Regions from separate parts of the Homo sapiens genome. Here region 2 is linked to region 1. A link is a loop called in an ENCODE intact Hi-C map of the cell type or tissue named here. Cell type or tissue: HepG2. All regions are shown on one strand. Links, peaks and the distances in the headings refer to the core of each region. The heading gives the core; the rest is flanking DNA. Region 1 holds the start of IGFL4 (IGF like family member 4). Region 2 overlaps NOVA2 (NOVA alternative splicing regulator 2).

Region 1 (15,996 bases), core at 4,889-12,888:
GCTCTTTATCCAACTTGCCATTCTGTGTCTTTTAATTCAGGAATTTAGCCCACTTACATTTAAGGTTAGTATTGTTATGTGTGAATTTGTTCCTGTCATCATGATGCTAGCTGGTTATTTTACAGACTTGTTTTGTTGGTTGCTTCATAGTGTTACTTGTCTGTGTATTTCAGTGTGTTTTTGTAGTGGCTGGTAAAGGTTTTCCCTTTCCATATTTATTGCTTCCTTCAGGAGCTCTTGCAAGGCAGGCTTGGTGGTGACGAATTCCCACAGCATTTGCTTGTCTGAAAAGGACCTTATTTCTCCACTTATGAAGCTTAGTTTGGCTGGATATGAAATCCTGGGTTGGAAATTCTTTTAAGAATGTTGAATATTGGCCCCCAATCTCTTCTGGCTTGTAGGATTTCCACTGAGAGGTCCGCTGGTAGTCTGATGGGCTTTTCTTTGTAGGTTACCTGGCCTTTCTCTCTGGCTGCCCTTAACATTTTTTCTTTCATTTCGACAATGAAGAATCTGCTGATTATATGTCTTGGGGTAAATCTTCTTATGGAGTATCTCACTGGGGTTCTCTGTATTTACTGAATTTGAATGTTGGCCTGTCTTGCAAGTTTGGGGAAGTTCTCCTGGATGATATCCTGGAGTATGTTTTCCAACTTGGTTCCAATTTCCCTGTCTCTTTCAGGTACCCCAATCAGTCATAGATTCTGTCTCTTTACATATTTCTCAGAGGTTTTGTTCAGTTCTTTTTGTTCTTTTTTCTCTATTCTTGTCTGCCTGTATAATTTCAGAAGGACGGTCTTTAAGCTCTGAAATTCTTTCCTCTGCTTGAACTATTCTGTAACTGATACTTATGATTGCATTGTGAAGTTCTTGTGTTTTCCAGTTCCATTGGGTCAGTTATGTTCCTCTCTAAACTGGCTATTCTGTCAGCTCCTGTATAATTTATCATGATTCTTAGCTTATTTGCAATGGGATACAACATCCTCCTTTAGCTCAGTGAAGTTCATTATTACCCATCTTTTTCTTTTTTTTTTTTGAGACAGAGTTTCACTCTTGTCACCCAGGCTGGAGTGCAGTGGCGCGATCTCAGCTCACTGTAACCTCTGCCTCCCGGGTTCAAGCGATTCTCCTGCCTCAGCCTCCTCAGCATCTGGGATTATAGGCATGTGCCACCATGCCCAGCTAACTTTTGTATTTTTAGTAGAGAGGGGGTTTCACCATGTTGGTCAGGCTGGTCTCTAACTCCTGACCTCGTGATCCACCTGCCTCGGCCTCCCAAAGTGCTGGGATTAAAGGTGTGAGCCACTGCGCCTGGCCTATTACCCACCTTCTTAAAACTACTTCTGTTAATTCAGCCATCTCGGTCTCAGCCCAGTTCTGTGCCCTTGCTGGAGAGGTACTGTGGTCATTTGGAAGAGAAGAAGCACTCTGGCTTTTTGAGTTTTCAGCATTTTTGCATTGATTCTTTCTCATCTGTGTGGGTTTACCTTTGATTTTTGAAGTTGCTGACCTTTGAATGAGGTTTCTGTGGGGTCTTTTTTGCTGATGTTGTTGGTGTTTTCTGTTTGTTTTTCTTTTAACAGTCAGGCCACTATTCCACAGGGCTGCTGTGGTGTGCTGGGGGTTTGTTCAAGACCCTGGTTGCCTCCGTTTTTCCCGTACCTGAAGGTGTCACCAGTGAAGGCTGCAAAACAGCAAAGATGGCAGCCTGCTCCTTCCTCTGACCAGTTGTTGACCCAAACGTCCCTGTAGGAGGTGGCTGGAGACCCTTGTTAGGAGGTCTCACCCAGTCAGGAGGAATGGGGTCAGGGAACCACTTAAAGAAGCAGTCTAGCTACAATCTGGCAAGGCAGATGTGCTGTGTTGTGGGGAACCCTTCCTCATCTGGACCATTTGTATTCTCCAAAGCTGGCAGGCTAGAATGGCTGAGTCTACTGAACCACAGAGATGGTGACTGCCCCCACGACACCCCCACCCCAGGAACTTGGTCCTGACCCAGGCAGACTCCGGCCTGTTGCTGTTGGCTGGCTGGAATTCCAAGCCACTGGGTCTTAACTTGTGAGGTGCTGTGGAAGTGGGGTCCACAGAATGACACTGCTTGGTTCTCTGGATTCAGCCCCCTTCATAGAAATATGTATGGAGGGATGTCCTCCCTTGCTGCAGATCCCAGGGCCAGAGTACGTAAAACTCCTGGGTCTCTGTGAGTGCCCCTGTGGCCGCTCTGCCAAGACTCCACACAGCTCTGTGTATTGGACCCAAATCTCTGGGCGTGGGCTTATGTGGGGATCTCTTGATCCTAAGGTTGCAAATATCCATGGGAGAAGCATGGTTTCCCAGGCAGGGTTGCACAATCACTCACTGCTTCACTTGGCTGGGGGCAGGAGTCCCCATACCTCCACACTGCTCCTGGGTGGACCATCACCCTACCCTGCATTTCTTCGTTCTCCATGGGTTGAGAGTGACAACCTGTATATTTCAGTTGAAGATGCTGAATTCACTCACTCCTTTCATTCCTCTCTGTGAGTGCGGTGGACCACAGCTGCTTCTAGTCAGCCATCTTGCCCGCTTCCTGATCTATCCATTTTTTAAATGGACAATGTTTTTTGTATCTTTTCCCTAAGTCATAAGGATTTTTTTTATGTTTTCTTCTAGAAAATGTATAGTTTAACTTTTTATATCTAGATCATTTTGGAGTTAAATTTTGTAGGAAGTGTAAGCTTTGGTAGAAGATTTTTTTTTTCATATGCATGCCCATTGTCCCACACCATTTGTTGAAATGACTATCTTTTCCCACATTGAATTGCTTTTGCATCTTTGTCAAAAGTCAATTTGCCATGTTTGTTTGGGTTTATTTCTGAAATCTGTTCTGCTCCATTGATCTATGTATCTCTCCACTTGCCAATACTATACTGTCTTCATTAGTGTAGCTGGAGTAATTGTGAAATTGGGTAGTGTGAGTCCTCCAACATTTTTCATCAACCAAAATTGTTTGGGCCATTCTTGTTTCCACTGCCTTTCCAGATAAATTCTAGAATTATTTTGCTTCTATCTGAGACAAATCCTGCTTGGGTTTTCATTGGAATTGTGTTAAATCTGTAGACAATTTGGAGAGAATTGACATCTTAGCTAAAAAGCCCCATATTCTAAACTATGACATGATATACCACTCTATATTTAGGTTTTCCTTGATTACTTTAATCACTAGTTTATAGTTTTAAGCATATATATCCTCTACATGTTCTCCTAGATTTACAGTATACCTAAGTATTCAATTTCAGTAGGGGGGCATTATAAATGGCATTGTTCCCCTCTAAATTTTTGTTTCCACTTATTCCAGGAGCGAGAAATACAATTGATTTTTGTGTGTTGACTTTGTATTCTACAACCATCTAAATTTACTTATTAGTTCCCGGAGCTTTGGGGGTAGGTTTACGGTAATGGCTCTGCCCTACTGCCCCGGCGACCTCAAACATCTCCACGTGGGCCACGTTGGTGAAATTAACTGTAGCTGATGTATGTCATGGCAGAACACTCTCTGGTCTTCCCAGAACGTGAGGTCATGGGAGGCTTGTGGGAAGCTGCTACAGCATCACTTGTCACTCACTTCCCTATGGATAAGGGAGGCCGCCATGACACAGCTTCTCACTGCCTCTGGCTTCTAGGGAGGGATGAGGCTTTCTACCTCCCTATACCATGGAGCCACAGGCTGGATTCTCTACTCAGCAACAGGCATCCTATTATTCTTGTTCAGTCATCTGGCCCTTTTGTTTCAGTGTCACCCTGTATAAGGGACATGGTGCTGGCACCTGTGGCTCTTTCTTTCCCTGTCTGTGTAAGTAATAAAGTGTCTGAATCTAAAAAGAGCTTGTTTTTGTCACTAACAGAATCTGTCAGACTCACCTCTTGCTTGACAGTGGGTTCCGTGGGATTTTCTACATAGATAGTTCAATTATACAGAGATCAATTCTAGTAATCAGCTTTGGGATTTCCCTCCTTAGTCACTTGTACTCTTCATTGCAGCTTTCCCTTTCAAGTGGTCATAAATTTCTTGGTTGCTGGCTCGGAGTTATAATGCGGTATTCACACTACTTAACTTGATAAACAGGAATGTAGTTCTTATAGGTCTGTTTCCGCAGCAGCTGTTCTGTGTAGGTGAGAGAATGTGTCTTTACAGGTGGGATTTCTGTTTGGATGTGTGGGAAAGGAGAAGGCATATTGATAAGCAGACAAACAGACATATCTATGCAAATACGCAACTGCAGAAATAGGCGAGGAGAGCTAGTTTATTGCATGAAATCAATACCGAAGACTTGGACATCCAGTCAAGAAAGGAGAGGCCAGGCTGGAGTGCAAATAAGCACAACAACAACAAAATCAATGCACTTTGGGAGGCTGGGGCAGGTGGATTGCTTGAGCTCAGGATTCCAAGACCAGAACATTGTAGGACCCTAACTCTATGAAAAATACAAAAAAATTAGCCAGGCCAGGAGGTGCCTGCCTGTAGTCCCAGCTACTCAAGAGGCTGAGGTGGGAGGATGGCTTCAACTTGGGGGGCAAAGGTTACAGTGAGCAAAGATAGCACCACTGCCCTCCAGCCTGGGAGACAGAGAGATACGGTGTCTCAAAAAAAAAAAAAAAAAAAGAGAGAGAGGAGGGAGGAGGAAGAGACTCTAGAGAGTCTATACTAACAATGCACTTTTACAAAGCTCTAATACCTGTGCCTTATCCTTCTTTCACCCTCCCACCCTTCTCACTGTGACACAGGGAAGAAACCAGTGGAAAATGGAGGGGCATGCTCTAAAAATACGCCACATGTAATCCCATCACACAGTGAGACACACAGGAGCATTTTCTTGGACAAGGCACTCCACAAACCAAAAAAAAAAAAAAGGTGCTGCTTTCCTATCTGGAATCCCAGAGATCCATCCTACCACCGCCTATTTTTGTTGTTGTTGTTCTCCCTGGCACAGTTTTGCAGCCCCTGCTGTTCTTCTAGATTATGCTGCAACTTCACAAATTCTCCTACGTGACTCTGAAAAATTATAGACAGTGCAGGTCTGCAGGTGAACTGAGACGGGGAGTAGAGGGACTCCTTGAAACTTCAGGGTGGAGGAATATGGGGAGCCTAGAGACAGCCGGTGTTTGGTGAGTAATTTGATCTTAGATAAGCAAGAGTTAAGGAATATCTTCCAAGTGGTTTTCCCTTGGGCGGTGTTCAAAGAAAGACACTCAGCAGAGTCAAAGCTTAGATAGGTTCCTGGGTAGCCTTTACCCTGAGGATCTGAAGGGTCTGAGGAGGCAGCAACCACTTGGAACAGGTCCAGAAGCATCTCATTAAGCTTTTGATGAATTATTTATGTTCCCTGCAGCTCTTTTTGCCTAACTCTTCCCAAGAAACCACTCCTTCTGCACACCTCCCTAAATGGCGGTAAGTTCATATCCTATATAAGCCCCTATGTAAAGTCACTGACCCATTTCCACTGCTGCTCCCTCGTCCGCTGCTCTGAAGCCTAACCCATGGTGCCCAGAATTTCTGGTAAGGAGACCCCAGCCCTAGGCTAAGCTAATCCCTAATGATATCACATCCCTAATTATTTCTGAACTTCAAAGTTAATTCTCTCTTCCCTATTTAATTATTGGTGTCCCACCTCATAATCACTGCTATGTCATCTGTGACTGCATTGTAATCTGTCTCCTGAACTGCAAATTCCAGAAGCTTAACTTTTCCCAGAGCCCTCCCTGCCTTTCCTCACCTGCCAAGCCCAGTCCCCAGGACCTGCACCCACAGCCAGTCCCAAAATCCACTCTGAGCTGTTAACAGCAACCAGAGAAGCTCAGAGACATCATCCTGTGCCCCGTGGTCAAGACCTAGTGACCTCAGAATCATTCTCGCTCTCCTTCTGCTTCTCAGCTGCCATCTTCATTTTTGAACTTTTGGGTTCAAACTCAGAAGGAGTCACAGGTGAGAACAGATGCAGTGAGGGAGGAGAGAACAGCATTAAGGTTGGTGGGGAGGTGGTCCTAGGCTGGTCCTTGCAGCCCATCCAGCCCCGACTCTTCCAGATCTTAGACTGTGGCTATGCCAGCCAGCGCCCAGGTGCGGGGAGTGGACCTACAACCCCTTGGAGCAGTGCTGTGATGACGGTGTCATCCTAGACTTGAACCAGACCCGGCTCTGCGGCTCCAGCTGCACCTTCTGGCCCTGCTTCCAGCACTGCTGCCTGGAGTCTTTGGGCTCTCAGAACCAGACAGTTGTGAGGTTCAAGGTCCCAGGCATGAAGCCAGATTGCAAGTCCTCCCCTATCACCAGGATCTGTGCCCAGGTAAGGATCTGACTCCAGTCCAGGCTGTGGGAGGGGGGAGTAGGGAATGGAGCTTGGTTGTCCATGTCCCACCCAGATGTGCAGTCTCTGCTGGGTTCCATACCTTCCCATCTCTCAGTAACCATGCAACTCTGTCTTTCTCCATGTCTCTGTTCCTTCCCCGCCACTGCTGCTACCACCCTCCCTCTTATTCCCCTCTCCCACTTCTCTCCTTCTGCAGGAATACCACCCAAAAAGCCCTGTGTCAAGATCTGACCTCATCTAGACTGTTCTGGGGTAGCAGAGTCACAGATCACTCTAGAATCTAATACTTGGTAATTATACTGCATTGATTTTGTTGTTGTTGTGACAGAGTTTCACTCTGTCCCCCAGGCTGGAGTGCAAATAAGCAACTTCAGCAAAGTCTCAGGATACAAAATCAATGTACAAAAATCACAAGCATTCTTATACACCAACAACAGACAAACAGAGAGCCAAATCATGAGTGAACTCCCATTCACAATTGCTTCACAGAGAATAAAATACCTAGGAATCCAACTTACAAGGGATGTGAAGGACCTCTTCAAGGAGAACTACAAACCACTGCTCAAGGAAATAAAAGAGGATACAAACAAATGGAAGAACATTCCATGCTCATGGGTAGGAAGAATCAATATCGTGAAAATGGCCATACTGCCCAAGGTAATTTACAGATTCAATGCCATCCCCATCAAGCTACCAATGACTTTCTTCACAGAATTGGAAAAAACTACTTTAAAGTTCATATGGAACCAAAAAAGAGCCCTCATCGCCAAGTCAATCCTAAGCCAAAAGAACAAAGCTGGAGGCATCACACTACCTGACTTCAAACTATACTATAAGGCTACAGTAACCAAAACAGCATGGTACTGGTACCAAAACAGAGATATAGATCAATGGAACAGAACAGAGCCCTCAGAAATAACGCCGCATATCTACAACTATCTGATCTTTGACAAACCTGAGAAAAACAAGCAATGGGGAAAGGATTCCCTATTTAATAAATGGTGCTGGGAAAACTGGCTAGCCATATGTAGAAAGCTGAAACTGGATCCCTTCCTTACACCTTATACAAAAATCAATTCAAGATGGATTAAAGACTTAAACGTTAGACCTAAAACCATAAAAACCCTAGAAGAAAACCTAGGCATTACCATTCAGGACATAGGCATGAGCAAGGACTTCATGTCTAAAACACCAAAAGCAATGGCAACAAAAGACAAAATTGACAAATGGGATCTAATTAAACTAAAGAGCTTCTGCACAGCAAAAGAAACTACCATCAGAGTTGAACAGGCAACCTACAAAATGGGAGAAAATTTTTGCAACCTACTCATCTGACAAAGGGCTAATATCCAGAATCTACAATGAACTCAAACAAATTTACAAGAAAAAAACAAACAACCCCATCAAAAAGTGGGCAAAGGACATGAACAGACACTTCTCAAAAGAAGACATTTATGCAGCCAAAAAACACATGAAAAAATGCTCATCATCACTGGCCATCAGAGAACTGCAAATCAAAACCACAATGAGATACCATCTCACACCAGTTAGAATGGCAATCATTAAAAAGTCAGGAAACAACAGGTGCTGGAGAGGATGTGGAGAAATAGGAACACTTTTACACTGTTGGTGGGACTGTAAACTAGTTCAACCATGGTGGAAGTCAGTGTGGCGATTCCTCAGGGATCTAGAACTGGAAATACCATTTGACCCAGCCATCCCATTACTGGGTATATACCCAAAGGACTATAAATCATGCTGTTATAAAGACACCTGCACACGTATGTTTATTGCGGCATTATTCACAATAGCAAAGACTTGGAACCAACCCAAATGTCGATCTATGATAGACTGGATTAAGAAAATGTGGCACATATACACCATGGAACACTATGCAGCCATAAAAAATGATGAGTTCATGTCCTTTGTAGGGACATGGATGAAATTGGAAATCATCATTCTCAGTAAACTATCGCAAGAACAAAAAACCAAACACCGCATATTCTCACTCATAGGTGGGAATTGAACAATGAGATCACATGGACACAGGAAGGGGAATATCACACTCTGGGGACTGTTGTGGGGTGGGGGGAGGGGGGCGGGATAGCATCGGGAGATATACCTACTGCTAGATGACAAGTTAGTGGGTGCAGCGCACCAGCATGGCACATGTATACATATGTAACTAACCTGCACAAGCACATGTACCCTAAAACTTAAAGTATAATAAAAAAATAAAAATAAAAAATAAAGGATGAGTTCAGACCCCTTTCCCCTCTTGTGTGCATGGGCTCTCTTGTCTTTTGCATTCTGCCATGGGGTGACACAGCAAGAAGGCCCTTGCCAGATGTGGACCCCTGGACCTTGGACTTCCCAGCCTCCAGAACCATAAGAAATAAATCTCTGTTCTTTTTAAATTATCCAATCCACTTCTGTTATAGCATCAGAAAATGTACAAGACAACATGGTTGTGGAAATTGCACTGGCTTATTTGTAGTTTTTTTTTAAGCTACAAAACTAAGAACAAATTTTAGTTTATTGAAACTAAATGACTGGCAAGAGAGGAAGAATGAGCAGTTCCTATGCCATGAAGACCTTTGCCCTGGTCCTGCTGATGGCCCTGCTGTGCATGAAGAGAGCTCAGGGTCTGCACTGCTACAGGTGCTTGGCAGTCTCGGAAAGGAACTCCTGCCGTGTGGTCATGGGCCTCTTCCAGGAGGGGATCTGTGTCTCCCAGAAAGTAAGCACCTTTCAGGAGATGAGGTCTTGCTTTGTTGGCATTTATCTTGCTTGGTGTTCTCTGAGCTTCCTGGATCTGTGGTTTGGTGTCTGACATGAATTTGGGGAAATTCTCAGTCATTATTGTTTCAAACATTTCTTCCATTCATTTCTTTTTTTTTTTTTCCTTCTGGTATTGTTATGGAATCTTTGGGGTGTTGCTCTTTCTGGCTGGAAACCTCTGTGGCTGCTGGCACTTTTGCCTGAGTTCTTATCCTGCATCCAGGAAGAAAGGTACACAGACAAATGGAGGGTGAGCAAGACAAAGAGGAGCTTTGTTAAGTGATAGAATAGCTCAGAAGAGACCCACAGTGGGTAGCTCCTCTCTGTAGGCAGGTCATCCTGTCAAGTGTTCAGCCCTCAGCAAAGAGGAGGCCCTAGAGAGGAGAGCTCCTATCTGCAGCTGTTCATCCTGTCATCTTCCCAGCTCTCAGCAGAGAGGGTGGCTCCTCTTCTCAGCTGGTCATTCAGTCATCTCTCCATCCTCTGCCCTCCTCTGGCTGAGCCCATCGTTTTTATGGACCTCAGAAGGGAGGAAGTGCATACCAATTGGTCCATGGGTGACCACGGGCACCCAGAAAAGGAATCACAAGTCCCCGCTCCTGGCCTGTGAGTCTAGCAGCCCAGCCCCCAGCCATGAGGCCCTCCCAGGCCTGAAGGTGAGGCCTAACCAGGGACGTGGCCCTTTCCACCCAGGAATCTGTTTGCCTCCTGCTGCTGTTCATGGCCCGCTGGGCTCAGCCCTAGCTTTGCTCCAAGATTATGGTAGGCGACAACAACAGGGAGAAGCCAGGCAGCGGAAGCAGGCACTTCCAAGCCTGCAAAGGCAGGGGGGCACTTCTCAGGCTCCCAAGAGTGCAGGAATGCCTGAGGCTGCAGTTGCTGGTTTGGGCAGCTGCAGCTGCAGGGGCAGGAGGAGGCTCCCGCCTGCTCCATGGAGCAGGAGGCCTGGGTCTGCAGCCACGCTTTGGGCAGGTGCAGTGGCACCCAGGAAGGCAGGGCTCCTGCCTGCTCCTGGCCCCCCAAGAGCACAGAGGCTCAGATCTGCAGCCACAACTTGGGCAGGGCTCCTGGCTGCCCTGTGGAGCATGTAGCTCTGGCTGTGCCCCCTCACAGCCTGGGGAGGGGACTCCTGATCCTCGCTGGGCCTGGGCTGGCATCTGGGGTAGGGGCGACATTGCCACAAGCTGCCTCGTTACCCCGGCACTCAGGGATGGCCTGGGACAGAGTGGATCACGGGCCCTGGGCCAGGCCATTTGGAGTGACAGGTTTGGCAATCACTCCAATGCCCAGGTGGACACCAGGGAGGAGACCCCAGCGGCGCAGTGCAGATCCTTCTCCTGAGCCCCAGGAACCTAGCACCCTCAGCAAGGTCGGCACAGTGGCTTCGCCAGTGGCTGGGACCCTGAAGAGAGCACCACTCCCACTTCCCAGCCCGGGCCCCCAAATCATGGCCCCAGATCTGCATCAGGCCCCTTTATCCCACCATAAAAACTAGAAACAAGCTATCTGTGAAAATGCTTTGTGATGTGCCTGAAGGCACTGCTCTCCCACTGCGCTGCTCCCCACCCCGCTACAGGCGACCCAGCCCAATCCCATGGTGCCAGCCCCCAAGACTGCAGCTGTGGAAGTGCTGTCCACCTCCTTCCTGCACCCTCCCTGCAGTGGCCAGCGTGATGGCAGCGGTCACACCAGACAGCCCACTGCTGTCATCAATATTACCATTAAGTGAATGTTACAGGTTTTGTTTGTTTTTGTTTTTGTTTTTTGAGACAGAGTCTTGCTCTGTCACCCAGGCTGGAGTGCAGTGGTGCAATCTCGGCTCACTGCAACCTCTGCCTCCCAGGTTTAAGCAGTTCTCCTGCCTCAGCCTCCCGAGTATCTGGAACTACAGGCAGGTGCCACCACGCTCAGCTAACTTTTGTATTTTCAGTAGAGACGGGCTTTCACCATGTTGGCCGGCCTGTCTCGAACTCCTGACCTCAAGTGATCCACCCTCCTCAGCCTCCCAAAATGCTGGGATTACAGACATGAGCCATCATGCCCAGCCTGTTACCGGTTTTATAGTTGTCCCAGCATCCTTGGATATTCTACCTTTGTTTTTTCAGTCTCTTTGTGGGCTGTAAGGAATCCTAATTATCCCACCAGGTTAAGGTTAGAGAGTGCCAAGAATAGAGTCACAGTATCAGTGGGGACGACAAGGGGAACCTGAATTTCAAAACCCATCAGTATCAAGGCACTCTTCACCCTCTCCCCACCAGGTATCAATGAAGGCTGTCAAGAACCCGGACTTCTACCCTGACCTGGCAGTGGAGACAGCACCCCAACTTCCTTCCCCTGCTATAGTGGTGTCAAACAGAGCCAACTAAAACAAGATTTAAATTATTTCCAGAGTCTCATAACCTAAAATACAACATGTCCAGCTTTTTTTTTTTTTGAGACAGGGTCTTGCTCTATCACCCAGGCTAGAATGCAGTGATGCGATGCTGGCTCATCTCAACACACCTCCTGGGCCCAAGCAATTCTCCCACCTCAGCCTCCCAAGTAGCTGGGACTACAGGCATGCACTACCATATATATATATATATAAATATATATATATATATATTTTTTTTTTTTTTTTTGTAAAGTAGATGCATGGCTTTACCATGTTGCCCAGGCTGTTCTTGAGCTCCCGGGCTCAAGTGATCCACCCACATCAGCTTCCCAAAGTGCTGGGATTACAGGTGTGAGCCACTGTGCCCAGCCATAAATTTCTATGTCCGATTAAAGCAAGATGTCTATCAGTCTATGTGTTTGTGCACATATGAGGAAGATCCACGTTTGGAAGGTGCTATTGATGGTATAAGGCAGAACAGAGTGGTTCAGGACCAGCCATGTCAGAAAAACATATTTCAGCCGGGCACAGTGTCTCACACCTGTGATCCCAGCACTTTGGCTGAGGCGGGCGGATCACAAGGTCAGGAGTTCCAGACCAGCCTGACCAACATGGTGAAACCCCGTCTCTACTAAAAATACAAAAATTAGCCGGGTGTGGTGGCAGGCGCCTGTAATCCCAGCTACTCTGTTGGCTGAGACAGGAGAATCGCTTAAATCTGGGAGGTGGAGGTTGCAGTGAGCCGAGATTGCGCCATTGCACTCCAGTGTGGATGACAGAGTGAGACTCCATCTCAAAAAAAAAAAAAAAAAGAAAGGAAAAGTAAAAGAAAAACGAGTTTCTCTGTTTTCATAGCATGTAGGTGGGGGGTGGCAAACCCAGCAGCAGCTGTTGCTTGATTCGGGCTGCAGTGCTGAATCTGGGGGGCGAACACAGCACTGTTCTTCCTTCCCCGTGCCTCGTGAGCATGTGGCATTCTCTCCCCAGATGCTAGGGTTGCTCTCCTCGCATGGCCATAAGGTCAGCGTGTTACAATGATGGATCCGGATGGCAATGACAGCAGTGAAGGTTGTGCAAATTTGATCAGTAGCTTGATTCCAGTCAGTCTCATCAGAGAATGGGTCCTTACTGTTACAGGATCTTTGGAGTGCTGCTTTTCTGGCCAGAAACCCATGGCTGGTGGCACCTTTGCCCGAGTTTTGCTTGGACCCTCTGGGCTCGTTCTGCCCACTTGGCCTGGCAGGCTGCACTCAGCTTATACTACTGGCCTTGATCCCATGCCTCCAAGGAAGACTGCGAGGGGTGTGTGAGCAAGCATGGGGTCCAGCCACTGCGCAGTCAGACGTGCCAGTTGCTGCCACGGGGCGGGCAGCTCCCGGTGCCAGCATGGTGCCGGCTCTCTGCGAGGCTGCAGCTGGACCCGGTGCCTCACTTCAGCTTCCCTGGCTGGAGCTGGGGAATGTGGTAGCATCCAGATGCCTGGAGACACCAGGAGCTGCAGGGCCCCAAGAGGGAGTCATAGCCCTGGCTCAGGGAGCTCCCAAGTCTGGGCTCCCTGAAGGGCCACAGCTCTTGTCTCCTTCTCTTTGCCTGCAGCGTGGTAAGCAAGGGGCATGTTTCAGCCCTGTTTGTGTTACAGCTCTTTTAGCCCCGCCATTTAGTGGGTCCCAAGTTCTTGTCCTGTGACCAGGAAGAATGAGGTACATAGACAAGCGAAGGGTGAGCAAGATGAAGAGGAGCTTTACTGAGCAATAGACCAGCTCAGTCTCCTGCAGCAGGCAGCTCCTTTCTGCATGCAGATCATCCCAACAAGTGTCCAGCTCTCAACAGAGAGGGTAGCTCCTCCCTGGAGCTGGTCATCCCATCATCTGCTCCAGCTCTCAGCAGAAAGTATAGCTCCGCTCTGCAGCTGGTTGTCCCATCATCTGCCCTGTGCTGGTTGAGCCTGGGGCTTTTATGGGCCACAGAGGGGAGGAAGTGCATGCTGATTGCTCCACAGATGGCCATGAATAGGCCCCAAAAAGGCACCACAGGTTCATCCTCTGGTCCTGGGACTGGCAGCCCAGCCCCCAGCCTTCAGGCCCTCCCTGACCTCAAGGTGGGGCCTCACCAGGACCTGCCCCCTTCTGCCCAGGAGGCTGTCTGCCTCCTGCTGCCATCCATGGTGCCCAGGCTGCTTATGCCAAAGGGCACCTGCAGGCCAGTACCAAGCTGCCCTCAGCACCCCCTCAGCTTTCCTCCTATGCTCATCGGTGCCCAAAGTCTGGAGGGGGCTGTGGCAGGGGGCTGGTGTGTCAGCACTGCCCCGGGTATGTGCACACCCAGCCAGGCTGTGACAGTGCCTAGGCTCGGCCCCAACTTTGCTCTAAGATTGCAGTGGGTGCTGACAGCAGGGAGAAGCCAGGCAGCAGGAGGAGGCACTTCTAAGCCTGTGAGGGCAGGGAGTGCCTTCCCAGGCCCCTAAGAGTGCAGAGATGCCTGGGTCTGCAGCCATGGCTTGGGTGGCTGCAGCTATGCCTGGGGGGGTGGGGCTCTGGCCTCCATGCAGTGGGAGCCCCAGGTCTGCAGCCATGACTTGGGCAGCTACAGCTGTGCCCAGGAAGGTGGGGCTCCTGCCTGCTCCCAGCACCTCCAAGAGCACAGGGAGGCCACAACTTGGGCAGCCGCAGCTGCACCTGGGAGGGTGGGGTTTCTGCCTGCTCCATGGAGTGGAAGGCCTGGGTCCATAGCCATGACTTGGGTGGCTGCAGCTGCACCCGGGGAGCTCCTGCCCCACCAACTTGGAAGGGGCAGGGCTCCCACTTGTCCCCAGCTCCAACCGTCTAGTGGAGTGTACAGCCCCAACTGTGCCACCTGCCCCCCACTGCAGCCCACATGATGGCAGTGGCAGCTCCAGACGGGCCACTGCTGCCATCATTACTATGAGCATCTACATGAATAATGAATCACAGCTGCTAGTGGACTTAGAAGTTTCCATTAGCAGCTGTGATTGAATTTCCAGAGTTCACAGCCTTATAAAGAGATATCTTTAGTCTGCTGGTCTATAGTCTTCCAAGTGGCAGAACAGGTGGCTAAGACATTGTCAACAACTCCAGAGTCAGAAGACGTAACATGTCCAGCCTTTAGAAATATTGTATAAAGCAGGGGTTGGTAAACTATAACCCACAGACCAAATCTCACCTATGTGCACACACACACACACACACACACACACACACACACACACTATATGTGGCCTATTTTAAACAGCCAATGAGTTAATAATGGTTTTTACATTTATAAAACATTTTAAAGCACACATAGACACACAGACACACAGAGAGAGAAACGAATATGCAACAGAGATTATATGTGGTCCATAAAGCCTAAAATATTTACTACCTGGGGCTTATAGAAAAAGTTTGCCAATCCCTGGACTAAGGCAAGAGTAACAGTTTTCAATTCAGCCCATTTTAAACCAGTGCTTATCACCACAGTTGCTAATGGAGTGGGATGGCTGCTGTCACCTTGTGTTGGGGACCAGCCTCAACACCACCCGTAGGGTACCCAAAGTCCGGTGGCGACGAAGGAATGAGAAGAGACAGGTTAAGAGTGCATAAAGGGTGGGGTGCCAGGGGGCCAACTGCACTTTTGGAGGCTGCAAAAGGTGCCAAACTCTGGTCTCCACACTACTGAGTACAATCACTTAGATCTGAGAAGCAGATATTCAGGGGTGAAATGGTGAAAGGGGGGCGGTGTGTCATACACCTAATCTATAGCAATGGCGGTTTAGGTAAATTGTCTTTGTGCTGAAGCAGCATAAACTTAACTACTGATTTATTCTTTAACTCACTGGAGAGCAGCTGTGGGGAGTGGGCGTAACTAGGAGCCGGCATATCTGGCCACATTCCAATGCTTCAAAGGAGTGTCTTTCTCCTTGAGCACAGTGCTTGTAAATAAGAGAGCAGGTCACGCTCTGGCCATGGGAACGTGATGGCAATTAGAAGGCTTTCCTCATCAGAGGCCTCCTGTGGCTTTCCACAACTTATTGTCCCATATTTTTTACGGCCAGTTTATGCAGGCACCGCACAAGCCCTTTTCCCAACAACCTTGTCATCACCAGCACCTTTTCTTTTCTTCTTTTGTAATTACTTTTTGTGTTGAACTCTTACAGACTCACAGGAAATTGCATGGTACATACAGTCCCACGTAACATTCATCCAGTATTCCCACAGTGGGAACATCTTACATAACCATAGTATAATATCAAAACCAGGAAAGTGACATGGGTACATTACTGTTAACTAGATTACAGAGGACCTTATTCAGTATTCACCAGTTTCACATGCATTCCTGTGTGTGTGTGCACGCATGTGCATGTGTGTTTCTATGCAATCTGATCCATATAAATATTTGTATACCTACCACCACAATCAAGATAGAGACCCACAAAGGAATCCCCTTGTGTTACCACTATAGTGGCAGGCACACACACATATACATGCACATACACAA
Region 2 (15,996 bases), core at 2,819-10,818, 81 kb after region 1:
ATGCTTTTCACATGGTCAAAAAAACTGGTTTATAATAAGCAAGGTGCGGTGGCTCACGCCTGTAATCCCAGCACTTTGGGAGGCCGAGGTGGGCGGATCACTTGAAATCAGGAGTTTGAGACCAGCCTGACCAACATGGCGAAACCCCGTCTCTACGAAAAATACAAAAAATTAGCCACGTGTGGTGGCGGGCGCCTGTAGTCCCAGCTACTCGGAAGTCTGAGGCAGGGGAACCCCTTACACCCGGGAGGTGGAGGTTGCAGTGAACCGAGACTGCACCACTGCACTCCAGCCTGGGCAATAGAGCAAGGCCGTATCTCAGGAAAAACAAAAAAAGAAAAAGAAAGAAAGAAAAGGAAAAGAAAAATTGGCCTATAACAAAGAATGGCCAAAACTCCACAAGCTGCCGCTGGCACTGCATCTAGGTCTTCGAGGCTGTCCTTCATCGTGTTGGTCCCCCCAGGAGTGGAGGGTGTTAAGCAATGATGGGAGGAGACTGAATCAGAATTGGATTTGAATCTGAGCCCAGTAGCTGTGTTCGTGTCCTTGGGCTGGTGATGACCGTGGGCTGGTACCTTCACTTCTCTGTGCCCCTCTGTGCCTCAGTTTCCTCTTGTGTAAAAATGGAGCTCATTCCACCCGCCTCACCGGGAGGTTGTGAGGAACGGACGAGATCAAGCTCACAAAGCACTCAGCACAGCGCCTGATCAAAAGTGAGTGTTCGGAGCATCCCCAGCGTCCGGCCTTCCTCTGCCTCCCCGCTCACCGCTTCCACCTGTCAGACCGCCGTCACCTCCTGCCTGGACCATTGCAGTCGCCACCTCACTGGGCCCCCACCTCTCCCACCGTTGCTTCTCACGGTCTGCTCCCCTCATGGGCATCAGAGGAATCCTCCTAAAACCTAAGTCAGGCCACATCCCTCCCATGGCTCCATCTCACTTGGGGTAAAAGTTAAGGACCTCACTGTGGCCTGCGAGCCCCATCACCCCTCACCACCAGCACCCCTCTCTGTCCTCATCTCCTCCCATTCTTCCCCTCTCTCATTCAGCCCCAGGCACAGGGGCCTCCTTAGTCCCTCTGGAAGAGCACAGGCACAGTCCCACTTCAGGGCCTTTGCACTCACTCGTCCTTCACATAGCCATGTGGTTCCGTTCCTTCCTCCATATCCTGATGATCATAATAGTTCAGAGCATGGACTCCAAATCTCAGCTCTGCCACCTACAAGTGTCCTTGGGTGATTTCTTCACCTTTGTTTCCTCATCTGTATGATGGGTTCCTTCATAGGATAAGTGTGAAAATTCAAAGGACTGGTATTTGGAAAGTACTTAGAACAGTATAGCACCTATCAGGTGCTGCAAAAGTGTGTGATGATGAATAAAGCCTGCCACATTCTTAGGAAGAGCTTCCCTGGCCTCCCTCTCTGACACTGCAGCCTCCCACCCTCCCTGACCCCCTTTTCCTGCCTTTTTTGTGTCATCAGGAGTCCCACCATCTGACATGAAATATACTGTCTGTCTTCCCCACCTAGAAGAATGTAGCTAGCTGTGCGAGCTCTTGGCTGAATCACTAAAACTCTTTCGGCCTTATTTGCCTCATTTGCCCACAAATCGGGGAGCTTTGTCTATTTTCTTCTTGGCTGTTTCCCTAGACCAGTGCCAGGCACGTAGCAGGTGCTCAATAACTATTTGTTGAATGAATGAGTGAATGAAGATCATTATTTGTATTATTCTCCATACTGCTACTGTGACCCCTGGGGTTTCCTCTGCTCACCCCCTCCAAAGGTGAAGACCCCTCCCCCGCTGACTCCCCTCCACCCTGTGTGCCCCCGCAGAGGAAGGCGAATACTTCCTGAAGGTGCTGATCCCCAGCTACGCGGCGGGCTCCATCATTGGCAAGGGCGGGCAGACCATCGTGCAGCTGCAGAAGGAGACCGGAGCCACCATCAAGCTCTCCAAGTCCAAAGACTTCTACCCCGGTGAGCCCCGGCCCAGGTCTCTGCCCTAGGCCCCCCGCCCTTCCTCCCTTTCTCCCTCCCACCTGGGCCCTAGATGAGGGGGAAGGTCTGCCCTAAGGACAGTGACAGTGGTGGGGAGGGGGCCTCCCCTTCCCCTAAGGGGACAGAGCTGCCCCCAGCCCGAGGGGCCTGGCCGAGCAGATGGGGGTGGGGGCAGGGCAAGACAACGGGCCTGCTGCATATTCATGAGCTCATTTGCATGATGCGCTGGCAGATGTGTCTTTTCCCACACACCTGCCCCCTCTGGTCAGTTGGAGGAGCGAGGGTGGGGAGGGAGGCAGGTGTCAGGGCGTCCCTCCGGGCTTGGGGGCCAGCCAGCCATGTTCCACACACTTGCTCCCCCCTTTGGAATTCTGTCACCCCCTCTTGCCCAGTCTCACTGGTTTTCTCTGTCTCGGTGTCATTCTTTATGTGTCTCCCTCTCATTCTGTTTCTGACTTCTCGTCTCTTGCTCCCCTCTGCCTCCCTCTGTCTCTTGCCCCTCTGTCTGCCTCTCTGTCCATCTCTCTGGTTCTGTTTGGATACCCCCCATCTCTTGTCCTCTTCATCTGTCCTCTGCTTTCCCTGTCCCTCCCCTCATCTTTCCTTCTCCTTTTGTCTTCCTGTCTCTCTCCCCATCCTTTCCTTCCCTCCACCTCTCATAGTCTCACGTTTTTCCTTTCCTCCTCTCTCTCTCTGAACTCTGTTCAATCATCCATTCAACCAGTATCTACTAGCCCCCTCTCACTGAGGTCCTCCTCTGCGGGCGTCACACATTTCTTTCTGCCTCTCCCTTCCTGTGTCTCTTTTTTCCTAAGTCTCAGCTCCCTCCTGGTTTTTTCTTCCCTTCCTCCAAACCCAGTCCCTTTTCTGCCTCTCCCCCTGCTCCATCCTTCTCCCCCAACCATACATTTTCCAAGGCCCCTCCACTCTCTCTATTCCCTCCAAAGTCTCTCACCTCTCCCTATCTCCCTCCCAAGACCAATGCCCGACAAGCATCGACATCTAGGACTCCAGGGAAGGCCTCCTGAATTGCATCTTTGGTCCAGTGCTGGTTCTAGTTCATCCTTAATCCCCTTGGATTTTTTAGGTCAAACACCAGAGCTGGAGCCCAGGGTCAGTACGCACTCATTTTCTCTCTCTCTCTTTCTCTCTCTCTCTCTCTCTCTCCCTCTCTGTCTCTCTCTCTCTCCCCACCCCGTCTCTCCTCTCTCCTATCTTTCCCTCTCTCCTCCCTCTTTCTCTCTCATTCTCTCTCTGCTCTATCTTCTCTCCTCTTCTCTCTCTCTCTCTCTCCACCATCCACCCCGCCCCCAGCCTCCCATCTCACTAAGCAGCTTTGGCAAGAGGTTTAGAGAAAAATCGAGTGAACCAGGCACACCTCCTCCTTTTCTCTTCCACCCTGGCCCAGTTTTCCCCACTCCCCTGTAGCCCACAAGATATGGATAAGACCTCTGTTCGGAATGTTCCTCCGAGGACACTTGGTTCCTTGCTCCTGGATCACATTCTGTGCCACGAGACATGTCGTCCCCTCCCAGCCCATTGACACACCCCACAGGCCAGGCAGCTGGGAAACCCAGAAGGCGGGACAGACATTGGTCCTACCAGGTCAAACAGTATTCAGACAAGCAACAGGAGCCAGCGTCTCTCCTCAGCCCCTGGACATGTGGTCAGCCCCCATCCCCACTCCTGGCGTGCAACTTCCAGATCATACAGCATGAGCCGGCTGCTGACTCAGAGAAGCAGGACACAGCCCCCTACATCCTAGTCCTACATCCCACAGGAATGTAGGAAAATGGAAAAGCTACTGCAGGAGACAAAAAACACTTCCCTCCACTCCTGGCGTGACACCCTGTCATTCATTCATTCACTCATTCATTCAACACACATTCTCTGAGCACTTCCTCTATGCCAGCCCGGTGCCAGACAGAAATGGGGACAATAGCAGTGGCTGAAATGTCCCAGCCTTGCTTCCTTGGTTCTCACATCCCAGTCAGGGAAGCAGACGTCACACCAGTGATGACCCAGAGTGGTCAGGGCTGGGACAGGAAGTCCAGAGGTTGGTAGTTGGAGCCCAAGTGGCACAAAGGACCCAGCCCAGGGAGGTCAGGAAGAGCTTCCTGGAAGAGACGACCAGAGCAGTAGGGAAGGATGAGCGAGGTAAAGTGCAGGGAAGTGTGCCCAGGAAGACAAAATGGCATACTCGGAGGCTGCTGAGCAGTTTGGTCAATGTAGCCAAAGCAGACAGAACATGTGAGAAATGACAGTGGAGAAACTGAAAGGGCACTCTGGGCCTAGTAGGTTAGCATGCACACACACTCACACTCTCACATGCACACTCACACACAGTCTCACACGCTCACACTCACACACGCTGACACGCACACTGTCATGCTCACACACACTCATTCACACTCACACCCTCACACCCACACACACGCTTACACACAGTCACACACACTGTCACACATTGTCACACATGCTTACACACACTCACACTCATTCACACACATCCCACTCACACACACGCTTACACACACATTGTCACACGTGCTCTCACACTCATTCACACTCACACACACCCCACTCACACACATGCTCCCACACACACACACTCTCACACACACACACACACACAGCACTTGGGTGTCTACTACATGAAATAAAAACCTACCTGGCACTTAACTCCAAGAGAAGGGCAGAACACACAACCTCCCCTCCTTTGTGGTGGATCCCAAAGCCCTAGATTCAATCCATCCAGGTCATACATGGAGCAACTGAAATGCAGAAAAAGGCAAGCACCTGCGCAAGGGCCACACAGACTCCCTTGCGTCAGCCCAGATCCACCCTGAGGATTCTATTTTTTTTTTTTTTTTTTTTTGAGACGGAGTCTTGCTCTGTCACCAGGCTGGAGTGCAGTGGCGTGATCTCGGCTCACTGCAACCCCTGCCTCCTGGGTCCAAGCGAGTCCCCTGCCTCAGCCTCCCGAGTAGCTGGGACTACAGGCATGTGCCACTATGCCCAACTAATTTTTTTATTTTTATGTTTTTGTATTTTAGTAGAGACAGGGTTTCACCATATTGGCCAGGATGGTCTTGATCTCCTGACCTCGCGATCCACCCGCCTCGGCCTCCCAAAGTGCTAGGCTTGAGCCACCGCGACCGGCCACCCTAGGGATTCTAAAACACCGTCTGATGTTGAACATCTGCTTGAAGCTTTATACCCTAACTGCTGAAGAAAAGCACAGACACACACACACTTTTTATTTTGTATTTATTTATTTATATTGAGGCAGGGTCTTCCTCTGTTACCCAGGCTGGAGTGCAGTGGCACGATCGTGGCTCGCTGCAACCTCAACCTCCTGGGCTCAGGTGATTCTCCCACCTCAGCCTCCTGAGTAACTGGAACTACAGGTGTGCACCACCAGGCCCAGCTACTTTTTTTTTTTTTTTTAGACAGAGATTCGCTGTTGTTGCCCAGGCTGGAGTGCAGTGGTGAGATCTCGGCTCACTGCAACCTCCGCCTCCCAGGTTCAAGCGATTCTCCTGTCTCAGCCTCCCGAGTAGCTGGGATCACAGGCGTCCATTACCATGCCCAGCTAATTTTTTGTATTTTCAGTAGAGACAGGGTTTCACCATGTTAGCAGGCTGGTCTCGGACTCCAGACCTCAGGTGATCCACCCGCCTCGGCCTCCCAAAGTGCTGGGATTACAGGCGTGAGCCACTGCACCTGGCCTGTATATTTTTTTTTGTAGAGATGGGGTCTCGCTATATTGCCCAGGCTGAACTCCTGAGCTCAAGCCCTCCATCCACCTTGGCCTCCTAAAGTGATGGGATTGCAGGCATGAGCCACTGTGTCCCACCACACACACTTCAAAAAACATTTTTATAGTTTTATAACATACCTCTATCAACGTGCATACTCTTGAATGACTACTTAATACATTCATATTCTTTTTAATATCAAAAATACAAAAATAAAACTGTCATCATTTTATGCCTCCCTCCAAGATACACACATAGAGCTGATCACTCCATGCACCCCAAATTTAGCAGAATGCACAGACTCTGAAGCCAGACACCTGGGTTCAAATCTCTGAACATCCACTACCATCTAAGAGAACTTGAACACATCTTGAGCCCTCTCTGTGCCTCGGCGTCCTTAGCAGGGAATCAGGGACAATAATAATATTGCCTACTTCATATATTAAGTGAACACGTATGTATAAAGTGCTTTGGTCAGGTGCGATGGCTCACATCTGTAATCCCAGCACTTTGGGAGACCAAGGCGGGTGGATCACTTGAGGCCAGACTGGCCAGCATGGTGAAATCCCATCTCTACAAAAAATGCAAAACTTAGACGGGCGTGGTGGCACACGCCTGTAATCCCAGCTACTCAGGAGGCTTAGGCATGAGAATCACTTGAACTGGGAGGCAGAGGTTGCCGTGATCTGAGATCGCACCGCTGCACTCCAGCCTGGGCGACAGAATGAGACTCTTGTCTCAGGGAAAAAAAAAAAAAGTGCTTAGAATGGTGCCTGAGGCTTGGGTTGTATAAGGGTCAGCTATTATTAGACACTCTTGTGGGGCTTAACCAACCTCCCCAAAAGCCCCTGTGGGCCCCCTTGTAAAAACTACAAGGGGATGGAAGGTCAAAGACTTCCTGAGTTGGAAGGAAGCTTCACAGAGAGGCAAACCCTCGGCCAGCTCTTCCTGGGGCATCCACCTCCCCCTACCCCGCCCCCCAGTTCCCACCCCAACCCACACCCTTTCCTATTTACACCAGACGGAGGCAGACTGCAGGCTGACTCACCCTTGGCTCAGACCAAGCCATTGTTCTGGGGTGGGGAAGGGGGGGTAGTAAGAGTGAGGAACATGGCCCAAAGCGGGTGGGGGATGTCAGCTACACAAGTGACCCACAGACAGTGACGCCCAGACACATGGCGAGGCTGGCCTGCCAGACTGGGAAATGGCAATTGAGGAGTCAGGGTCGTGTCACCAGCGTGCTGCACTGAAGTGCTTGCTGGACACTGACACACACCCCAGGTATCCCAGACACACAGGTACACAGCCACACGGTGCCTGGTGCACACTCAAGACACTTTTTGTTTTTTTTCTTTTTTTTGTTTTTTTTTTGAGACGGAGTCCCGCTCTGCCGCCAGGCTGGAGTGCAGTAGCATGATCTCGGCTCACTGCAACCTCCGCCTCCCAGGTTCAAGCGATTCTCCTGTCTCAGCCTCCCGTGTAGCTGGGACTACAGGTGCGTGCCACCACGCCCAGCTAATTCTTGTATTTTTAGTAGAAACAGGGTTTCACCATGTTGCCCAGGATGGTCTCGATCTCTTGACCTCATGATCTGCCCACCTCGGCCTCCCAAAGTGCTGGGGTTTCAAGCGTGAGCCACCGCACCCGGCCACACTCAAGACCTTTTACATTCTCAGGGGCAGAATCCCCTTCAAAGAGAGAGAGACACACTCACACTCCACGCATCACACACATCCCGGCTCACCCAGGCACGCACATTCTCACACTGACCAGTCAAGTTTTCTTTGTCTCGCTGTAATTCACATGTTCAGACACACACATACACAAACACACCAGTCATCCAAAAAGTCCTACAAACTGACACCTGAGTCTACCTGTCTGTCTCTCCTTCTCAGGTTCACACACACTGGTCATAGGGTCTTTCCTGTCTCCTGTACATATGTGTATATTCACACTGGTCATCCAAATAGTCTCAGAAACATCCAGAAGTGTGTCTCTCTTTCACTTTCACAAACACACGTACACACACAAATGCAGACACATACACTGCCATCCAGTCTCAAAGTGGTATATATTCATTGTGTAGCCTCTATCCCACTTTGTGAGATTCTTTTGTTTCTTTCTCTCAAACTCTCACATACACTCAGCTCTGTCTCACAAAGAGTCTACATAACCTTCATCATCAAAGCGACACCAAAGTCTGTCCCACACACAAGGGCACGCACGAACATCTTCACCGGAATCACTGTGTCACATAGTCTGTTCATAAGGCAGTCTCTGCACTTTATCTTCTACAAACACAGATTAGGATCATCTAGCTAGTCCTGCTCAAGTACACACACACACACACACACACACACACACACACACACCACTCACCAGCCTCGCAGACACACACACTGGTCACAGTGTCACCCAGAATCTCTTTCACACACATATCCCAATACCCCCCAGTTTCTCTCTCCCCCGTGCCCCCACTCCCTAACACTCTCATGCAGAAATGAGAAGGATGCCCAGGACAGAGCCACAGCCAGTATCTGGAGAATCTCCAGGAAAGACCCTCCCTCCCCAGTTCCTTGGTCCTCACTCCTCCATGAGCAGTCTTTGACCCACCCTGCTCTCCCCTGTCCACACCCCTGCCCTCCCCCACCCCTCAGCCCTCCATCTGGTGGGTTCAGACAGGCACTCAGGCCTCTCCTCTGCCTCCCCCATCCCCCAGCTCTTCCCCCATCCTCTCCAAAAAGCCCAGAGGCCAACGCTGCAGGCTTTCAGGGGTTGCCATGACAACAGGGCCTCGTCCCTCGTCCCCCTGGGGGTGGGCTGAGGACCCGGCCAGCCAGACCGATAAGGGGGTTCCAGTTACTGTGGCAACCGTTGCAGGCCTGAGCTCTCTGCTTCCAGAAGGGGAGGGGGGCGGAGTGAGTGAATGGTTGCCAAAGCAACCAGGGAACCGCAAGAACTGAGAAGAGGCAGCTGAGCCCTGTCTCCCCTGCCCAGGGCTGCTGTGGGCATCGCAAAACATTTAAGCATCATTCTTCCATCCCTAGAGGTTGTTTTAGGGGAGGGAGATGAAGTGCAGATTATAAAACAGGATGGCACTCATTCTCCCAGCTGCCCATCATGGCCTGCCAGCCCATGCCCGCTCCCCCAGGCTCACCGTGTGATCAGTCAGGTCCACTCTCTGGACCTCAGCTTGCCTCTTCCATTAAATGGGGCCTGTCTCTCAGGAATGTTCCCATTCCTGTCTCATGAGTGTGCCCTCTCTCTCCCTTGCTCAACAGGAACCACAGAGCGGGTATGCCTAGTACAGGGCACGGCAGAGGCCTTGAATGCTGTGCACAGCTTTATTGCCGAGAAGGTCCGAGAAATCCCACAAGCGATGACCAAGCCTGAGGTGGTCAACATCCTTCAACCCCAAACCACGATGAACCCCGACAGAGCCAAGCAGGTCAGCTGGGGCAGAGACTGGGTTGCTGTAAAGCTGTTGACATTCACAAAGAAACATTCCTCCCACATCACTGCTTACTGTGAGGTTCAATGGGACAAAGCTGATAAAAATCTCATCAGTCAAAGACCACATGGTAGTGGTTAGTATTATTTTTAGGGAGTCAGCTCTAATAGAATAGAAAGGACTCCAGAACATTTAGAGTGGGCTTGATTCAGAGAGGGAGTGAAGGTCTGGGAGAATGTGGCATGATTCCCTATTGTTCGATCCTTTCTTCCTAGGATTCTCTAGTTCCTCTTCTCTCTTCCACCTCATCCCATTGTCTCTCTGAACGACCTGCCTCCCACTTCCTGCTATCACCGGAAGTGACCTCAGTGACAGTTCAGCCACATCCAGAAGAGTTTACAAATGGCCTCTCATCCTCCTTCCCTCCATAATTAACGTATGGGGGTAGAGGTGGTGTTTCATTAGCGAGAGAAGAGGTGGGTCCCTCTCCTACACAGCCCTCTCCAGGAAGGAATGGAAGGGGGAAGGCAGCGCCCCTCCGTTGCCTCAGTTACGGGGAAGCAGTGGCATAGGGGCGTGGCAGGGAGTGGCCAATCGCTTCCCGGGCCTGTCCGGTTGCCATGACGACGGCGCTCACGGGGCAGGTGGGCTCCCCTCAAAGCTGCAGGCAGCGCTGTCCGGACCCGGAAGTGCGTAAGGGAACGGAAACGCGGGGCTGGCTCCCGTTTTCTCTCCCGTCCCCACTCCCCTATGCATGCGTACTCCGTGCAATGGGGCGAGAACCCCTGGGCTGACGGGAGGGCCCCTTGCGAGGGCTCGTTAACGTCTACCTAGAGGCAAAGACAGGAGAGAGGGAGTCCGTAAAATCTGGAATTCTTGGGTCCTGTCGTTGCCCTGAGGTGGGGCAGAGCACAGGCCTGAGTTCCCCTAAGCTCATGGGGAAATGGTGGGCGGAGAAGCCTGGAGGAGAGCTGCAGGGTGGAGCGCTCCCAAAAAAGACCGCAGGGCTTGGGGCGTGTAGCGCGGACGCTGTCCTTGGTGCTGAAGCTCCTCGCTCCCCGCCAGGTTTCTCCCGAATCCCTTCCCACCAGCAGCGCACAAGTTATTCACAGTTTACAGGGAGGCGAGGGCATTGCCTCTTCCCTCCGCCTTGGTCGTGGCCACAAGGGACTCAGGGTTCATCAGGAGTTTGTGAATGTTGCAAGGAAAATGGGGTCAGCACCATCTGTGCCTGAGCCTTCTACCCCCTCCCCCTAATCCACAGGAGCTCTGAGACAGTGGAGTCGAAAGGTTATAGAACCAGGATTTATTCCCTGCCTTATTACTCGAGTGTTCCAAAGACTGAGGGAGATCATAGCTGAAAACTCAGGCTCTGGGCTCTGTTGTTTAGTTGAATCCTTCTCCGTACAGTACTTACGTCCTATGTGACCTTGAGCAAGTGACTTTGATTTCTCCAATCCTCATTTTTCTCACCTGTAAAATGAGATTCATTATGATGCCTCCTTAAGGGTGATGGTTAGTGTTCGTTGATGTTTGAAAAGCACATAGCTTATGTGTATAATGCATAGAAAGTTAGCCCCAAAAATGTTCTCTGTTGTTATTATGGGATTTTTGAGTCAGGAAACAGGTCTACTTCTTTTCTGCCTTGGACTTGCAGTGTTACTCAGAGCCCCTTTCCTTCTGTAGACCTCAGTTTCTCTTTTATTACAGTGCAGCAGCTGGGCCAAACCAGGGATTATAAATTAAATAACTAAAGTATTGAAAAAGGTAACAAAAGCCTTGAGGGTTGTTGCTCTCTGGAGAGGGTATGCCATCTTTAAAGGGAGAAGCTGCCACTCAAATCCACCGAATTATTGCACTTTGGGAACATGAACATAGTGCTACCACATCTTCCAAATTTTTCAAAAGAAGCCATAAATTTTTTAGATCAACTGACTTTAAAATGCTTTATTATTATTATTATTTAATATATATTAGTCTGAGGCAGAGTCACACTCTGTCACCCAGGCTGGAGTGCAGTGGTATGATCTAGGCTCACTGGAGCCTCGACATCCCAGGCTCAAGCGATCCTCCCACCTCAGCCCACTGAATAGCTGGGACTACAGGTGAACACGACCACGCCTGGCTAATTTTTTTTTCTTTTCTTTTTTTTTTTTTTGAAACGGAGTTTTGCTCTTGTTGCCCAGGATGGAGTACAATGGCCTGGTCTCAGCTCACTGCAACCTACAACTCCCGGGTTCAAGTGATTCTCCTGCCTTGGCCTCCCAAGTAGCTGGGATTACAGGCACCTGTTACCATGCCTGGCTAATTTTTTGTATTTTTAGTAGAGATGGGGTTTCACCATGTTGGCCAGGCCAGTCTCGAATTCCTGACCTCAGGTGATCTGCCTTCCTTGGCCTCCCAAAGTGCTGGGATTACAGGCATGAGACACTGCGCCCGGCCCCTGGCTAATTTTTGTATTTTTTGTAGAGACAGGATTTCACCATGTTGCGGGCTGTTCTCTAACTCCTGGACTCAAGCAATCCACCCGCCTCAGCTCCCCAAAGTGCTGGGATTACAGGCGTGAGCCATTGCGCCAGGCCAACTCTGCTTTTAAAACACTATGAAGGTCAAAAAAACATGTATGGCTGTAGGCTGACTGGGGCCTGAGGATCACCAGATTGCCACTTCTGGGTTATACCAGTGGCTCTCACCCCTAGCTGATATCTGAGTCATCTGGGTAGCTTAAAATGCAGATTCATGGGTCCTGTCCAGAACCACTGAATCAATATTTCTGGTAAGGCTTAGGAATCTGAGCATAAACTCTGGCCCGGGATCAGATCCTGACTCTACTGCTCATTACCTGTGAAAGAACTTGTGCAAGTTCTTTCTTTGTGCCTCCATTTCCCAATCTAGAAAATGGGGTAATAATAACACCTATCTTAGGGTTGTGGTGGAACCTAGATAAGTTACTCTATTAAACTGTTAGCTGTTGATGCTGCTTTTGTTGTTATTGTTGGTGGTGGTAGTAGTAGTATTTGCAAATTTCCATGGGCTTGCAAATCACTGGGGCAGATGGTCTCTGGTCCTTCTGGCTCTAAAACTTCAACAGTTCTATGGCTCTGTGATTCCAAGATTCTAAGCATGTATTATCTAAGATTCTACTGTTCTAATGTCCTGGGATTCCAAGATTCTATGAGTCTGCATCTGCAGATCTTTCTAAGATGCTGTAGTTCTACAATTCAGGGTCTATCATGAAGGCAGCTGCCATTGGCTTAGCGCTTCCCATGTGCCAGGCACTGGGCATCACTTTAGTCATTGAATGTTTCCCATAACAGGCCGGGAGCAGTGGCTCATGCCTGTAATTCCAACACTTTGAAAGGCCGAGGTGGGTGGATCACCTGAGGTCAGGAGTTCGAGACCAGCGTGGCCAACATGGCAAAACCCCATCTCTACTAAAAATACAAAAAAATTAGCCGGGCATGGTGGTGCACACCTGTAGTCTCAGCTATTCAGGAGGCTGAGGCAGAAGAATCGCTTGAACCTGGGAGGCGGAGGCTGCAGTGAGCCGAGATCGCGCCACTGCACTCCAACCTGGGTGACAGAGCAAGACTGTAAAAAAAAAAAAAAAAAGAATGTTTCCAATAATAATATAGGGTAGGTGTGGTTATGCTAATACTGGAGATGAGAAAGGTAAGGCACAGAGAGGTGAAGGCATTTGCCTAAGGTCACACAGTTACTAAAGAATAAACTAGGAGGCTGGACGTAGTGGCTCATGCCTGTAATCTCAGCACCTTGGGAAGCCGAGGTGGGCGGATTACTTGAGGCCAGGAGTTCAAGACCAGCCTGGCCAACATGGTGAAACCCCATCTCTACTAAAAATACAAAAATCAGCCAGACATGGTGGCAGGCGCCTGTAATCCCAGCTACCCCAGCGGCTGAGGCAGGAGAATCACTTGAACCTGAGAGGCAGAGGTTGCAGTGAGGCAAGATCGCACCACTGCACTCCAGCCTGGCTGACAGAGCAAGACTTTGTCTCAAAAAAAAAAAAAAAAAAACAACCTACGATTTGGACCTTGCTGTGTTGTAGAAACAGCAACCCTGCTGACTGAGTGACTCCAGAGAGCAGGCTTCCAGTGTCTCACTGAATATTTGCACAAATCGTATGGATCGGGAATAGTATGCCCATTTTACAGATGTGGAAAAAGAGGCTCTGAGAAGTAAAGGGACTTTCACAGGCCACCAGCTAGGAGGTGGAAGAGGTAGAAATTTTCTTAAAACCTAACTTTATTTTTCCCACATGATTAACCCCTTGTCCTCAAACCTTTTCTTGGCCAATCTATCCTTCCTTCACTGCTCTAAAATACTGCATCACAGACTAAATACCACTCCTGGTTGTGGTTGTGAACATGCTGTTCCATCTTCTTGATTTGTCAGGCTGTTTGTTTTTCCTGGTGTTTTTTTTTTTTTTTTTTTGAAATAACAGCTCTGTTGAGCTATAATTCACATACTGTAAGCTTTACTGTTTAGAAGTGTACAGTTTAGTAGTTTTGTTGTATGTTCACAGAGTCGTACATCAGTTACCATCTAATTCCAGAACATTTTCATCATGCCAAAAAGAAACCTTGTGCCCATGAGCAGTCACTCACCATTCCCCCAGATCCCAGTCTCAACGTCTTCCAGCCACTAATCTACTTTTGGTCTCTGTGGACTTGCCTATTCTGGATCTTTTATATAAACAGAATCATATAATATATGGTCTTTTGTGTCTAGCTTTTTTCACTTGATGTAATACTTTCGAGGTTTATCTATAGTTTAGCATGTGTCAAAACTTTACTCCTTTTTATAGACAAATAATGTTTCATTGTATGCATAGACCACATTTTGCTTGTCTGTTCATCAGTTGATAGACATTTGGGTTGTTTCTCCTTTTTAGCTATGATGAGTAATGCTTCTGAACATTCATGTACAAGTCTTTTTGTAGATATATATTTCCAGCTCTCGGGTAGATACCTAGGGTGGAATTGTTGGGACATATGATAAATCTATGTTCAACTTTTTGAAGAACTGCCAGACTGGTTTCCATAATAGCTGTACCGCAGATGTGGGATTTAAATCCAGCTCCATCCATGGGGATAACAATGACAATAATCATTTCTTTTTCTTTTCTTTTCTTTTTTCTTTTTTTTTTTTTTTTTGAGACAGAGTCTCCCTCCGTCCCCCAGGCTGGAGTGCAATGGCGCAATCTCGGCTCACTGCAAGCTCCCCCTCCCGGGTTCACGCCATTCTCCTGCCTCAGCCTCCCGAGTAGCTGGGACTACAGGCACCCGCCACCACACCTGGCTAATTTTTTTGTATTTTTAGTAGAGACGGGGTTTCACCGTGTTAGCCAGAATGGTCTTGATCTCCTGACCCCGTGATCCGCCCACCTTGGCCTCCCAAAGTTCTGGGATTACAGGCATGAGCCCCCACGCCCGGCTGACAATAATCATTTCTTGAGTGCTTCTATGGCTTATATTAATTGCACACATACATGATGCCCTATGCTTGGCACATAGTAGGTGCTCAGCACATGTCACTTATTTGAATGAATAGGTGATGACTTCACCCACAGGGCCAAGCAGAAACATAGGGACTGAGGTGTAATCTGCCAATGGTAGCAGTTGTGAGTCACCTGAAGGGCACTCACTCTCAGTTCCAGCTACTTGTGGTCATGCTTGGATTTCAAGCTCACCATTACATGCATAAGCTCAATTAAGCTTCATCATAGTCCTATGAGGAGGTCTGAATATCCTTGTTTTACAGATGAGAAAACTGAGTCTCAAAGAGGTTAGGTCCCTTGCCCAGCATCAGACAGGGAGCCAGGATTTAAACCCAAGCAGGTGACTCCAGAGTCCAAGGCAGCTTTTCAGGGATTTGTATGCACAGACTGCAAATGGGTAGCCTGGCTAGTACATTGCATTGTTTCTACTACACAAATCTTAGACATTTTTAAGAGATTGCCAACATTTAAAAACTAGGATGCTGGCCAGGTGTGGTGGCTCAGGCCTGTAATCCCAGTACTTTGGGAGGCTGAGACAGGCGGATCACGAGGTCAGGAGTTCAAAACGAGCCTGGCTAACATGTTAAAACCCCATCGCTACTAAAAATACAAAAATTAGCCGGGCGTGGTGGTGGGTGCCTGTAATCCTAGCTACTCGGGAGGCTGAGGCAGGAGAATCGCTTGAAACTGGAAGACGGAGGTTGCAGTGAGCTGAGATTGCGCCACTGCACTCTAGCCTGGGCAAAAGAGCGAAACTCCGTCTCAAAAAAAAGAAAAAAAAAAAACTAGGGTGCTTCACATTTTACAAATCAGCATTTCCAACTCATCTGGAAAATGTCCATCAGGCTTAGTTTGGCTGCCCAATTGCATAGTACTCTACCACTCCCCACCCCCACCAGGTAAGATACACCTGCTGCCTCCACCCATTCGCCTTCCTGCTTGGGCCTGTGGGCGTGTCATCCTTCAGTCTTCATCCGTCTATTTATTCGCTCACCCTTTGCTGAGTATCTACTGTGTTCCAGGCACTTTTCTAGGCGCTGAGAACCCAGCAGTAATAATACAGGCAAAAATCTCTAACCTCGTGGATTTGAAATTCTTTTACAGAGAAACACAAAATAAACAAGGAGATAAGTAAAATATAGAGGATGTTAGAGAGTGAAAAATACTATGAAGAAAAATAAAGCGGAGAAGAGGAAAAGGGAATGTTAGGGCATAGATTTTTTTCCTTTTTATTTTGAAAATGTTTAAGGAATAGTCCCCATACACT

What was found. Peaks named below come from ENCODE experiments on the same cell type or tissue, not always from the same donor. Only the 100,000 strongest peaks of a DNase experiment are listed, where the experiment ranks them.
Region 2: a loop joins it to region 1, with 18 times the contacts of the local background. A loop is called at or near these places in 1 of 110 quality-filtered maps.

The regions. Positions count from the first base shown.
Region 1 is chr19:46,030,484-46,046,479 of GRCh38, reverse strand. IGFL4 (IGF like family member 4) reads left to right here and starts at 5,478. Exons shown (of 4, transcript NM_001002923.3): 1 at 5,478-5,536; 2 at 5,912-5,962; 3 at 6,064-6,323; 4 at 6,544-7,298. The coding sequence starts at 5,518. The coding sequence ends at 6,588. RefSeq lists an enhancer at 13,304-13,907. In HepG2, for the core only: no CTCF peak of the experiment used is centred there; a DNase peak (open chromatin) is centred at 9,439.
Region 2 is chr19:45,946,989-45,962,984 of GRCh38, reverse strand. It overlaps NOVA2 (NOVA alternative splicing regulator 2), which reads left to right. Exons shown (of 4, transcript NM_002516.4): 2 at 1,832-1,975; 3 at 9,039-9,205. Among named protein-coding and RNA genes, the nearest start is that of NOVA2, 19 kb to the left of the region's middle. RefSeq lists enhancers at 2,075-2,648, 9,503-10,450. In HepG2, for the core only: no CTCF peak of the experiment used is centred there; a DNase peak (open chromatin) is centred at 6,854; H3K27me3 peaks cover 1,642 bases.